3 separate regions of the Homo sapiens genome follow, and all the other regions are linked to region 1. Evidence: chromatin contacts called from ENCODE Hi-C or POLR2A ChIA-PET data. All regions are on one chromosome and are shown on one strand. The core of a region is the stretch at or near the end of the contact, and the rest is flanking DNA. Distances in the headings are between cores, read along the strand shown. Region 1 overlaps LOC124905959 (a long non-coding RNA gene). Region 2 overlaps CAVIN2-AS1 (CAVIN2 and TMEFF2 antisense RNA 1). Region 3 overlaps LOC105373804 (a long non-coding RNA gene).

Region 1 (3,232 bases), core at 97-2,596:
AATGTGGAGTGTTTAGGACAATGCCAACAAAATGTTATCTAACAACAATAGTAATTTACCAGTAAGATAATCCTAGCATGTATGGCAGTATCCTAGCATGAAGAAAACAAAAATGCCATTGAAAACTACTAAACTAAAGAGCCTTAAGTTTCATTCTTAGTAAAAGTATTTAATTCTCTCTCTGTTTCCCTCATGTAGTACTCTGGTTAACAGATCACTTATTCATTTTAAAAAGTTATGAGTAGCTACCATGTGTAAGATACATACGCATTTGTTGGTAATTAGAAACTGTATTGGGCTTTTCCTTTTATTTAGCTGTTATTTGCATATTAAAGTTTCAGGGTACTTCTCAAATGAAGGGTGATTTTAAAACCAAAGTAACACTTCTCTGTTGGGTGGGGCCTGTCCAGATAGCTCATCTTCCACATATGAGCCTTGGAAGATTCTGGGCAGACTTCTGATGGGCTGGGCAGGAGGAGCTATCCTAACCCTTGGGGCGGGGCTGTGTGGGACCACAGATTCACCAGCTGATTGCAGAAAGCCCTTGTTTTTTGAGTTATCCATGCCCCGTGGACTTGGTAAGCTTTACTCCCTGGTGTCACCAGAGTATACCAGCTACCTGGTTCCTGCTGCATGCTTGCAAATAACTTGGTTCCAGTGATTTCTCACGGAGGTGACTAAATCAATTGGTAGGCTTAGTGTTTGTGTATACAAAGACTTAGAACCTGTTTTGCGTGTGCGATTTTAGTTTCTGTGATCTTTCCAGTCATTATCGTCTACAAGCTGTTGGCCCTGAGAATTATTTACATTTTAATTAGGAGTGCTCAACCCCCTCTATGAGTAGAGTCAAGCAGCTTATTTACTTCCTACTGGCAGGCTTCTGAGGAAACAGCTTAGGCAAACTTGCTGAGCCATTGAGCCAAAATAAAGTCACTTGCAGAAGAGCAACACCATGTCCTCACTTCTTAGCTTTGCTTCTCTGCTGGGGCTTCTCATGGGGACCAAAACTGAAGTGAGCTGCTCTATGCAGCAATCAAACTACTGCCTCATTTTTTTTTTCTTCCCTTTTCTCTGGATGAAGCAAACTTTTTAATAGGTTTCATTTGCATATATAATTAGCACTCATTTTTTTAGCATAGCCAGGGAGTGAGTTTGTTCTCCACGTGCCTTTTCAGATAAGCTTATCCTTTTAATCACTTAAGCTTTTCCTTGTTTACAAAGAAATATTTTTACATACTATTCAGCCTCATTCCCCTTCTGAAACAGAGTAAACAGAAAGCAAACTTCCTTTGATGACAGACACATGACTGTCATTATGGGTTAGTCACTGAACTATGCTCTCATACCCACAAGAGCTACAGAGATGGGAGAACTTGTTTGCCCCAGCATTAAATAACCCCACAATGCTGCCTCTTGAGTTCTTGGTTCTGCCTTCATGTCTCTCCCTTCTCTGTCCAGCTGCCTGTCTCTAACTTTCTCTATTTCTAGAGAATAGAGAAAGTTATTTCTAATCTGCCAGAAACTAGGAAATCAGATAAGCCTGCTTCCTAGAACTGAGAAATCAGATAAGCCTGTTTCCTAGAACTAAATGTCTGACATAATGTTCTGTGAGAGAAGTGCATGAACTTCCATGCATACTTGGCTATTGCTTAGGATGCTTTTGGCTGCAAATAATTGAAAACGCTGATTCATCATGGCTTAAATAACAAAGAAATTTATTGCCTCCCAGAACAAGAAGACTCCAAGTAAGATACAATCCAGGAAGGGTACTACAGGCTGCATTTTACTCCTGGGGGATTCGACCAGCTCTGTCTTCTCCCACCGTTGGCTTCGTCTTCCAGCTGGTGGCAATATGGCTGCCGTGGTTCCAGGGCCACTCTAGATGCACCAATGTTCCAAAAAAGGAGAGAGAACATCAACTTCTGTGTGTCTTTTAGGAGAAGGAAACCTTTTCCAGAGGCTTGCCAGCTGACTTCCCCCAAAGAGACCAGAATTGCCCTTTCCTAAGTCAACCACTGAATAAAGGAATAGAATTCTCAAGGTTGACTTTGGCTAACTAGTATCCATCCTGGATCAAATTGAAATTCTCTTGGGAAAAAGAAGAGGAAAAGTGGACATTGGGAAGAAAGCAACGTATGTGCTAGAAATGAGAATTATTTGTCTGCTTATGATTTTATAACTGTATCTACAATGAGTTAAGACTTGGTGGAACAGATCGACTTTTAGAAAAGTGAAATATTATTTTAAAATCAAATCAAATGGTAACCAGAGATATTTAGTGAAAAACTAGCTTTGACATGAACCTAAAAATGGAGACAAAGTTTGGTGTTGCTTTCATGTGAATATTACAGCACTTGAATGATTCAACCTAGAGTTCATAGTGCATTACAAGGAAATGTACAAAGAAAGGGGCTGTTGAGAGGAAAGTGACACAGGTGACTGTGACTTCTTATGAAAGCCAGATACCCTTCAAATGTCTAAAGGCAAATATATTAAGTGACAGAAATGTCCCAAGAACAAATATTTTCTTCTTGGAGCATATTAGAAAGATCTTAAGATCTAGACCACTCTCTGGGGATAAGCAGCCATGGATATATTAGGCAAATTTGTTTGTACTTTGCTTCTTTCTTACAGCTCTGGAAAAACTTCTCCCTATATAGGGACCTCAAATTACCATCTCTTCAATTAACATAGGAATATAGATTAAATATTCTTCTGGATCCACTAATAAGCCCTGCTCATTTCACAGAGTTTAACTTTGCAGGAAGACATCACTACTCCTTTGATGTGGTCCCTGACTCACCTCCCCAGCTCCAAGCTTGATTTGACATTCCTTCTCTGTGCTCCCCTAGGACTCAGTGCCTACTTCCAACAACAAACTTACCACACTGGATTGCAATCTTCAATTATTGTTTGTCTTTTCCCCTAAATTCCAAGGATCTTGACAAAGGAGCTAGGTTCTATTTATTTTTGTATCCACAGGGTCCCAGTACTTAAGGAATACCTTTCAGAAGGATGGATGAATATGAAGAAACTAAGGAGCAAAGGAATCAAGGATTTCTTCCAGTCCACCTGGGAAGTTAGCTGCATAGTTAGAAATAGAACTCTAGACTCCTGGCCTGTTTTCCAAACCACAGATATGCTTGGTTTATGCAGGTAAGGTTTTAGTTTGGGGTGTTGTTTTTAAACAAACGCTGTAAAACTATGCTAGGGGCAGGCAAAGTTTGTGGGT
Region 2 (3,462 bases), core at 657-3,156, 290 kb before region 1:
ATGATGTGAAAGAAGGTAGAGATCTAGTAACTGCAGTTTTCTCAAAAATTGCTTTGTAGAGTGATGATAAAATTCCCAAACCACATGCACTGAGTTCCCAACTTATGTACACACAGCCCCTAGCAGGAAGAGCAGCCAAGTCACATGCTATAACTGAAGCTAAGGACAATCACCGGAAAACACCATTAACCCCTACTTTCCTTTCTTTTACACCCACCCCCACGTCTGGCTTTTGAGTTTTGCGCAGAGTAAACAAGACTATACTCGTACATTCCACCAATGAAGAATTTTATTTTATACTTGTTCAAAATCATGGAGGGCTGTAAGGACTTTCCAATTAAAGCAACCTTGTAAAGTCTTACAATTCTGTCATTCTTTAAGGAGTTCCTATTAAGTCTTAAATGCTTCAGAGATTAAAAGGGTATATTAATGTTATCGGGGACTTGAGATAAAATGCCGTGCCTTGCAGGGTATCTTTGCAGTTAATGAAAACATTTTCATCATATTCTAAGTCTATTATGCCAGATCTTCATTTCATAAGTTGTAAGATAATCTTATTTTAATTAGAGGAGATATACCAAGTACATTAGAGTAATACAGTTAAATATATTCATCAACTTTGTTCTTGTCAGGTAAAATGCCTCCTTCAGAGTTTGTTACTCTGATGGGCTATCACAGATGTAAGTAAAATGGTGTGTGGGTGTGTGTGTGTGTGTGTGTGTGTGAATTCTGAATGATTTCTGTAGAATTCATGAATAAAAGACTGTTTTCTGAGGAGGACCCTATATAACCCTCTCAAAGGCTACACTGTCCAATATGATAGACACTTTCAAATGTGGCTACTAAGTACTTGACATATGGCTGGTTCTAATTGAAATGTGCTGTAAATAGAAAGTACACACTGGATTTCAAAGATTTAGTATAAAACATATAAAAATCGTATTAATAATGTATATATTGATTACATGTTAAGATCATTACATTTTAACTACTGGGGTTAAATAAAATATATCATTGAAAATTTCACCTGTTGCTTTTTACTTTTCAGAATATGGTAACCAGAAAATTTTAAGTTGGGCATGTAATGCACAATACATTTCTCTTAGACTCTGATGCTCTATATCATCTAACCAACATGTAAGATCAAACCTTAATTATCTGTGGCATATTATCCATGTTGTAAGTAATAAACCAAATGATAAAATGATGAATCTCGAGTTGGCTCTTCCTAAATTTTGAACAAGTTACCACTCACTTCTCCCCCTTGTCCAGTCAGTTAAATGCAAGTATGGAAACGCTAGCCTTAACAACTGCCCACAAGGCTGGTCTGTGGCTACAGAAGGAAGTTGGATAGCACCTCCCAAAACTAGACATGGATCCTATGATTCTCAGGAGTGGATTGTGAAATAAAGCCAGAAGTAGCTTGTGGGAGAACCACTCATTAACAGCAATTACACTTATGAGCCAGACATTCAAGTGGGACAGGGAAAGCCTCAAGTTCCATTTCCATCTTGTGATTTTGCAATTCGTGAAAGGGAAAGGAAGAGAAAAGTACACATATGGGTAGGAAACGTTTTCAAAATAAACAAGTACCCCATAGAGACCACATTAAAACACCTCATTGGGAGACCAGGAGAAATGTGAGCTACAATCAGAACAGAGAGCTCTTCAACAAGAGCCTCAAATGCCAAGTTGGTAACACGAAAAGGCCATACAAATATTTTTAAATGTAAAACTTGCTACTCTCAAAGAAAAGGAATGTAGAGCAGGTCAGAAGCAAACTAAAAACAAATGGTCCATGAAGAAATCAATAGAGCACCTCACAGGGGAGTCCAAAGCAAAAATGCAAACCCCTTTAAGTATAACAAAGTCAGGAAGCCAGCTAGAAAATGCAAAGGCCATTCAGGGATGAAAAGGTGATAGCAGGAAGGATCGATGAATTGTTTGCTTCAGTCTTTACTGAAGAAGACTTTAGAAAAGAGTCTCACTTGCATCTTGCTTTAAAGCCGTCAGGTCAGAGGAATTGGAACAAACAGTGGAAAACAGGACTTTCCCAGACCCAAGTGGCAAACGAAATGTAAATAAATCACCAGGCCCAGATGGCATTCACCCAAGACTGCTAAAGGAACTCAAGGGTAAAATATGGAACCGGTGGCCAAAATGTGTGACCTGTTGTTAATAACCACTACTATGTGAGAAGAATGGCAGCTTGCCAGTGTGACTCACACCCATAAGAAGGACTCCAGAGGAGATTCTGGAAACAAAAGGCTCTCAATCTGATTTCTAATCTTGATATGATAATGGCATCTCCATAAAAGTTACAGATGCAATATCCATGAGAGTTACGGTTTATATATTGAGGAGTCTTGGCTAATAACCTTTGAGAGACAATTTAGATGACTTGGACCAGATACTAAGAAGTTATGGAAATTCTGTTGAATTTCTTAAAGAGTACTTTTCTGTTATCAGATAGATGTATGTATGGATGAAATTATATGGTATTCAGGATTCACCTTAAAATATTCCTAGAAAAAAGAACTGAGGGAAAAGGATAGATATAACAACAACAAAAAAGAAAGCAACATGTTGCTAAGATGGGTACACAGTAGTTTATAACCTTTTCTCTCCACTTTTGTGTGTTTGAAAACCTCCATAATAAAGCTAAAAATTAATCAAGAAGGGAATATAGAAATAAGCATATGTCCAAAGGGAAACCACTGAGTGCTATTTATTTAGACTTTCGAAACATTTTGACAAAGTTTCACACCAACATTTTACACACACACACACACACACACACACAGTGGGTTTCAAGTTTGTAGGTGATATGAAACTCACTTCAGTAGTGAACTGTCTGAGCTTACAGGGAAAATAAAATACAAACAACTACAACATCAACACTTCCAACACTGCCTAAGTAGAAAGAAAACTGGTGTATGATCTTTAACATGTGCCATTGTTAAAGGATTAACCTTAGAGAACAGTGATATAGACATATATGTGTAAGATATGAGATCTTATCAATTACTAAAAGTCTAAACCAATGTTTAGAAAGAACTAGAAACAATTTTTCCTAAAATCAGCTTACTTTGCTTCTGTAGTTAAGGAGAAACACAATGCTGGGCACCCCTAGGAAAGGGTTTTGGAAATAAAACATTTTTAAAATTAGATATGTCTGAGGCAGCAAAGTATCTGCTTTTCCTGGATGAATTCACATCTCAATGACAGTACAACTAAACTGAATGAAGTATAGAGAGCAGCATGTAGAATCATTAGAGAGGTTGACTAGACTCTGTATCAAGATAGACTCAAACAATTAAAACTTCTAAGCTGAGAAACACAAAGCTTAGGTGATATATTAAGATCAATATTTATTGAGTAAAAAAAGCATACAAAATGACTGAATGTGGCTTCATTTACCAGTTCCTAGAACTAAGGACTTCTTGAAATGTTACCTCTTTA
Region 3 (3,514 bases), core at 883-3,382, 440 kb after region 1:
CTGCCTTCCTGCCTTCCAGTCTGCTGTCTGGAACTCTGGTCTGTTGTCTCTAGGAACCATCTTGGACACATGAGTTACACCCTATGGATATTTCAGCAGAGAGCTAAAGGAGCCTGAATGCCTATGAAATTCAAAATGTGCCATACTGGTCTTGTGCTACATATCTCTGGAATTCTTATGCATGGCACGTAAATAAGTTTCTTTTTTTTGTTTTAGCCACGTTAGTTTATTCTAAATGTTTACCTGTGCATACAAGTTTATCCTAATAAATATGCTCAACATAAATAAAAAATAGTAAATTGTTAGCTTTCTGGTTACTAGAAACGATAATATATGGGAGGAAGGATGTCTGACATCCTTAATAATGAAGGAGACATTAAATAAAACAAAACCCCCAAACAGCCAAACCTATAAATAAGTTTTCATGGAAACACTTTTAAAGGATAGCATTCTGTTATTCCTATTAAGGCAAATTGTCCTACAACTCTCTCGTAGGCAATGAAGGCATCAATACATAATAGAAAATCAGAATCACCTGAATTAATAATCATGGCTCGGAGTCATCAAGAAAAAAGCAAGTTATGTTTGGTTTAAGAGAGTACATAGAAATAGTTTAAATCAAAATATCTTATTTTAAAACAAAAATTTTTCCTAATGAGCAAACAAAAGGAGCATACTTTCTGGAAATCCTATAATATGAAGTAGCACTTTTTTCAGTATTTAAAATAAATGTGTTTTCACTGTACATACATGGTTTTGTTTGTTTGGACATTGTGCTGATTTTATGTAAACGTTATTTTCTTAAAATATTTTTTCCACTCTAATAATTTTATTTTGGTCTGCATTCCAATTAGACATACATTTTTTCCATAAAAAATTAAAATGAAATAAAACCAAAATGATAAGAGAACATAAAAATTTCAAATAATAGGCTTGAGCTTTGGAGCCAACAAAATAAAACAGTTATGCCTTTCTTACTCCTTTTAGTTACTGGAGAGTTTTTGTTCTTTTATTCAAATTGTGTGAAAGTCTCACCTGAGTAAAGGTTTGCACAGATGAGTGGAGAAAGGGTCAGCTCTTTCTGGCAAGGATCAGAAGTCAACCTAAAGGCAATTTGATCTTTAAGCCAAACCCGGATACATGAGAAACCTATGACAAATGGGAAATCTACTGAGAACTTGCTGGCTGTTTGCCATTCTCTGAACAAGACTAAAGATGGCAGGAGCATAAACAATGGAAGCAAAAGATTGAAGAACAAAAACATTTGAATAAAATCCCTTCATACTATCTTCATTCATGCAAAACAACAGGAACCCTTCCCTCCAATGCTTTAAGACCTTCCATAAGGTAGATGCCATCACCACCTACTCCCTTGGAATCCTCCAGTTTCCAGTATTCTTCAGGTGTCTTATCAATTATCATAATTTTTGCCCACTAAAGTTATTAGCTCCATAAAGCAAAGGACTGAGTCTCTGTCAGCCGCATTTATATATACCCATGACTTGCCTAGCACAGGGCCTGGCAAACAATAGACACTCATTTGGACATTGGATGGATAGATAAATGGAAGAAGGAAGGAAGGGAGGGAGGGAGAGAGAAAGCAAGAAAGGAATTTGGAGGAGGGTATGATTAGGCATATAATAGGCAAAGGAAATTTAACCAAAAAGTTATCTTTATCTCTTACTCTCTTCAACCTAACTTTTATTCTCTGAAAACATTGGGGTTCCTTGGGAAGAAAAGGAGAGAAAATGTAAAGAGGAAATAGCAGAAAACTGTAATGAGATGCAATTGAAGCTATGGAAAAGGTTGACCAAATTAGGTTCTCTAATCTTCATCCCTACGCACACACATACACATACACACACACACACACACACACACACACACACACACACACACGCCGTTCTAATATATATATATAGCTGTCCAACACGGGCCAGACATTGGCCCCTAAGAAGAGTTACCCTGAATAGACTGTGTGAATTAGCTAATAGTCAATAATATGAAAACTTCAGACAAGTCTGACAATAAGCCCACTGAAGGGACTTTCCTGTGTGGTAAGGCAAGGCCCAGAGACCACACTTGAGGTGAATGAATTTGCATTATGCTTCACTTTCCCTCTAACTCTGTAGTGCTCTGGTTGAAGAGTAATAACAAGCCTACAGCCTGGACAAGAAAAGCAGAAAAAGGAGGTAAAGAGGCCCAGCTTATCCAGAAACTGAGCAATACACCTGTAAGAACATTGAGTAAACCACAACTTTGCAACTCATTTCCTTAACTAGGAACATAAAGTTCAACAAAAAGCCACAGAAAGAGATGAACAGAAGAATGATGCAACATGCGATAGACATTAAGGCTGCTTACTGGTGTTTCTTGTTCTCTTCTTCTAGGCTCAAGGAGGACAGCTTCCTCCCCAATCTACTGAAGTTAGGTGTGGTCATATGATTTTCCATGTCAGTAAAATGTGAGTGGAAGTGACAGGGGTCACTTCCAGGTGAAACATTTAAAAACTAGTGAGAGATTCTCCATGATCCTTTTCCCTTCTGCCACCATGATCGACAGTTTTCCAAATGATGGTGCGTTCACACTCTGGGTCCTGGAGTGAGGATGATATGCAGTGGGAGTTAGCTAACTACAGCCTGTGGTCACCTGTTTTTGTAAATAAAGCTTCATTGGAACATAGCCGTACCCATTTGTCTATGCATACTTTGAAATGACAATGGCAAAACTGAGTCGTTACAACAGGGACCATATAGCCTAAAAGCCTATTCACTAAGTGGCCTTTTAAGAAAACATTTGCAGACTCCTTATATAGACCCTGATCCCCCAGCCCCGCTTACTTCAAGTGGATATGTAGGTTGAAGGGGAAGACAAGCCTTTGTTACTCTATACCAACAAAAATTGGGGGCTTTTTGGTTACTTGTATATAACTTAGGTTATTCTGACTGACACAAAACTCTTTAAAAATCACTTAAATTGTATGCATGCTATTAATAGAAATATTCTTCAAGAACTAGTGAAAACAACTAGGATAGTACTAAACACAGAGCAAGTTCTTGGGTAGTAAGTTTTCCTTTTCTTGGTTCGATATCATCACAGACGAGGGGTGCAGACCACAGGTGCAATCAGGAATGGGCTATGTGGCAGCTCCCTCAGAATGCATTGCCACTGCTACTATAGCAGTAGCTTTTCAACAATTTTAAAAGAAGATATTGACATGGCAGTTATTAAGATGGTTCACGCCTGTAATCCCAGCACTTTGGGAGGCCGAGGCAGGTGGATCGTGAGGTCAGAAGATAGAGACCATCCTGGCTAACTCAGTGAAACCCAGTCTCTACTAAAAATACAAAAAATTAGACAGGCATAGTGCTGGGTGCCTATAGTCCCAGCTATTTGGGAGGCTGAGGCAGGAGAATGGCTTGAACCCAGGAGGCAGAACTTACAGTGAGCCAAGATCGCGCCACTGCACTCCAGCCTGGGTGACAGAGTGAGACTCCGTCTCAAAAAAAAAAAA

The links. A loop is a pair of places that touch in the nucleus more often than their neighbours do. ChIA-PET counts read pairs that join two places held with the same protein, here RNA polymerase II (POLR2A). Pooled maps may share reads with other maps.
Region 2: a loop to region 1 is called in a map with no recorded cell type, with 2.2 times the contacts of the local background. The contact joins two enhancer-like sites. A Hi-C loop is called at or near these places in 3 of 37 single-sample maps with no recorded cell type and 2 of 50 pooled maps.
Region 3: a pooled map shows a loop between it and region 1 (9-fold over the local background). The contact joins two enhancer-like sites. A Hi-C loop is called at or near these places in 1 of 168 maps with a recorded cell type or tissue (naive thymus-derived CD4-positive, alpha-beta T cell), 1 of 37 single-sample maps with no recorded cell type and 8 of 50 pooled maps. POLR2A ChIA-PET finds 5 or more read pairs at or near these places in 1 of 52 experiments (H1).

The regions. Positions count from the first base shown.
Region 1 is chr2:191,635,970-191,639,201 of GRCh38, reverse strand. It overlaps LOC124905959 (a long non-coding RNA gene), which reads right to left. Exons shown (of 3, transcript XR_007088692.1): 3 at 1,699-1,878. Among named protein-coding and RNA genes, the nearest start is that of NABP1, 41 kb to the left of the region's middle. Within about 2 kb of position 1,346, at least 11 of the 41 ENCODE cell types and tissues checked have a DNase peak (open chromatin) inside an H3K27ac peak, as active enhancers do.
Region 2 is chr2:191,926,200-191,929,661 of GRCh38, reverse strand. The region is part of intron 1 of CAVIN2-AS1 (CAVIN2 and TMEFF2 antisense RNA 1); the gene reads right to left. Among named protein-coding and RNA genes, the nearest start is that of CAVIN2, 81 kb to the right of the region's middle. Within about 2 kb of position 1,906, at least 5 of the 41 ENCODE cell types and tissues checked have a DNase peak (open chromatin) inside an H3K27ac peak, as active enhancers do.
Region 3 is chr2:191,192,874-191,196,387 of GRCh38, reverse strand. All of the region lies in intron 1 of LOC105373804 (a long non-coding RNA gene), which reads right to left. Among named protein-coding and RNA genes, the nearest start is that of STAT4, 44 kb to the right of the region's middle. Within about 2 kb of position 2,132, at least 4 of the 41 ENCODE cell types and tissues checked have a DNase peak (open chromatin) inside an H3K27ac peak, as active enhancers do.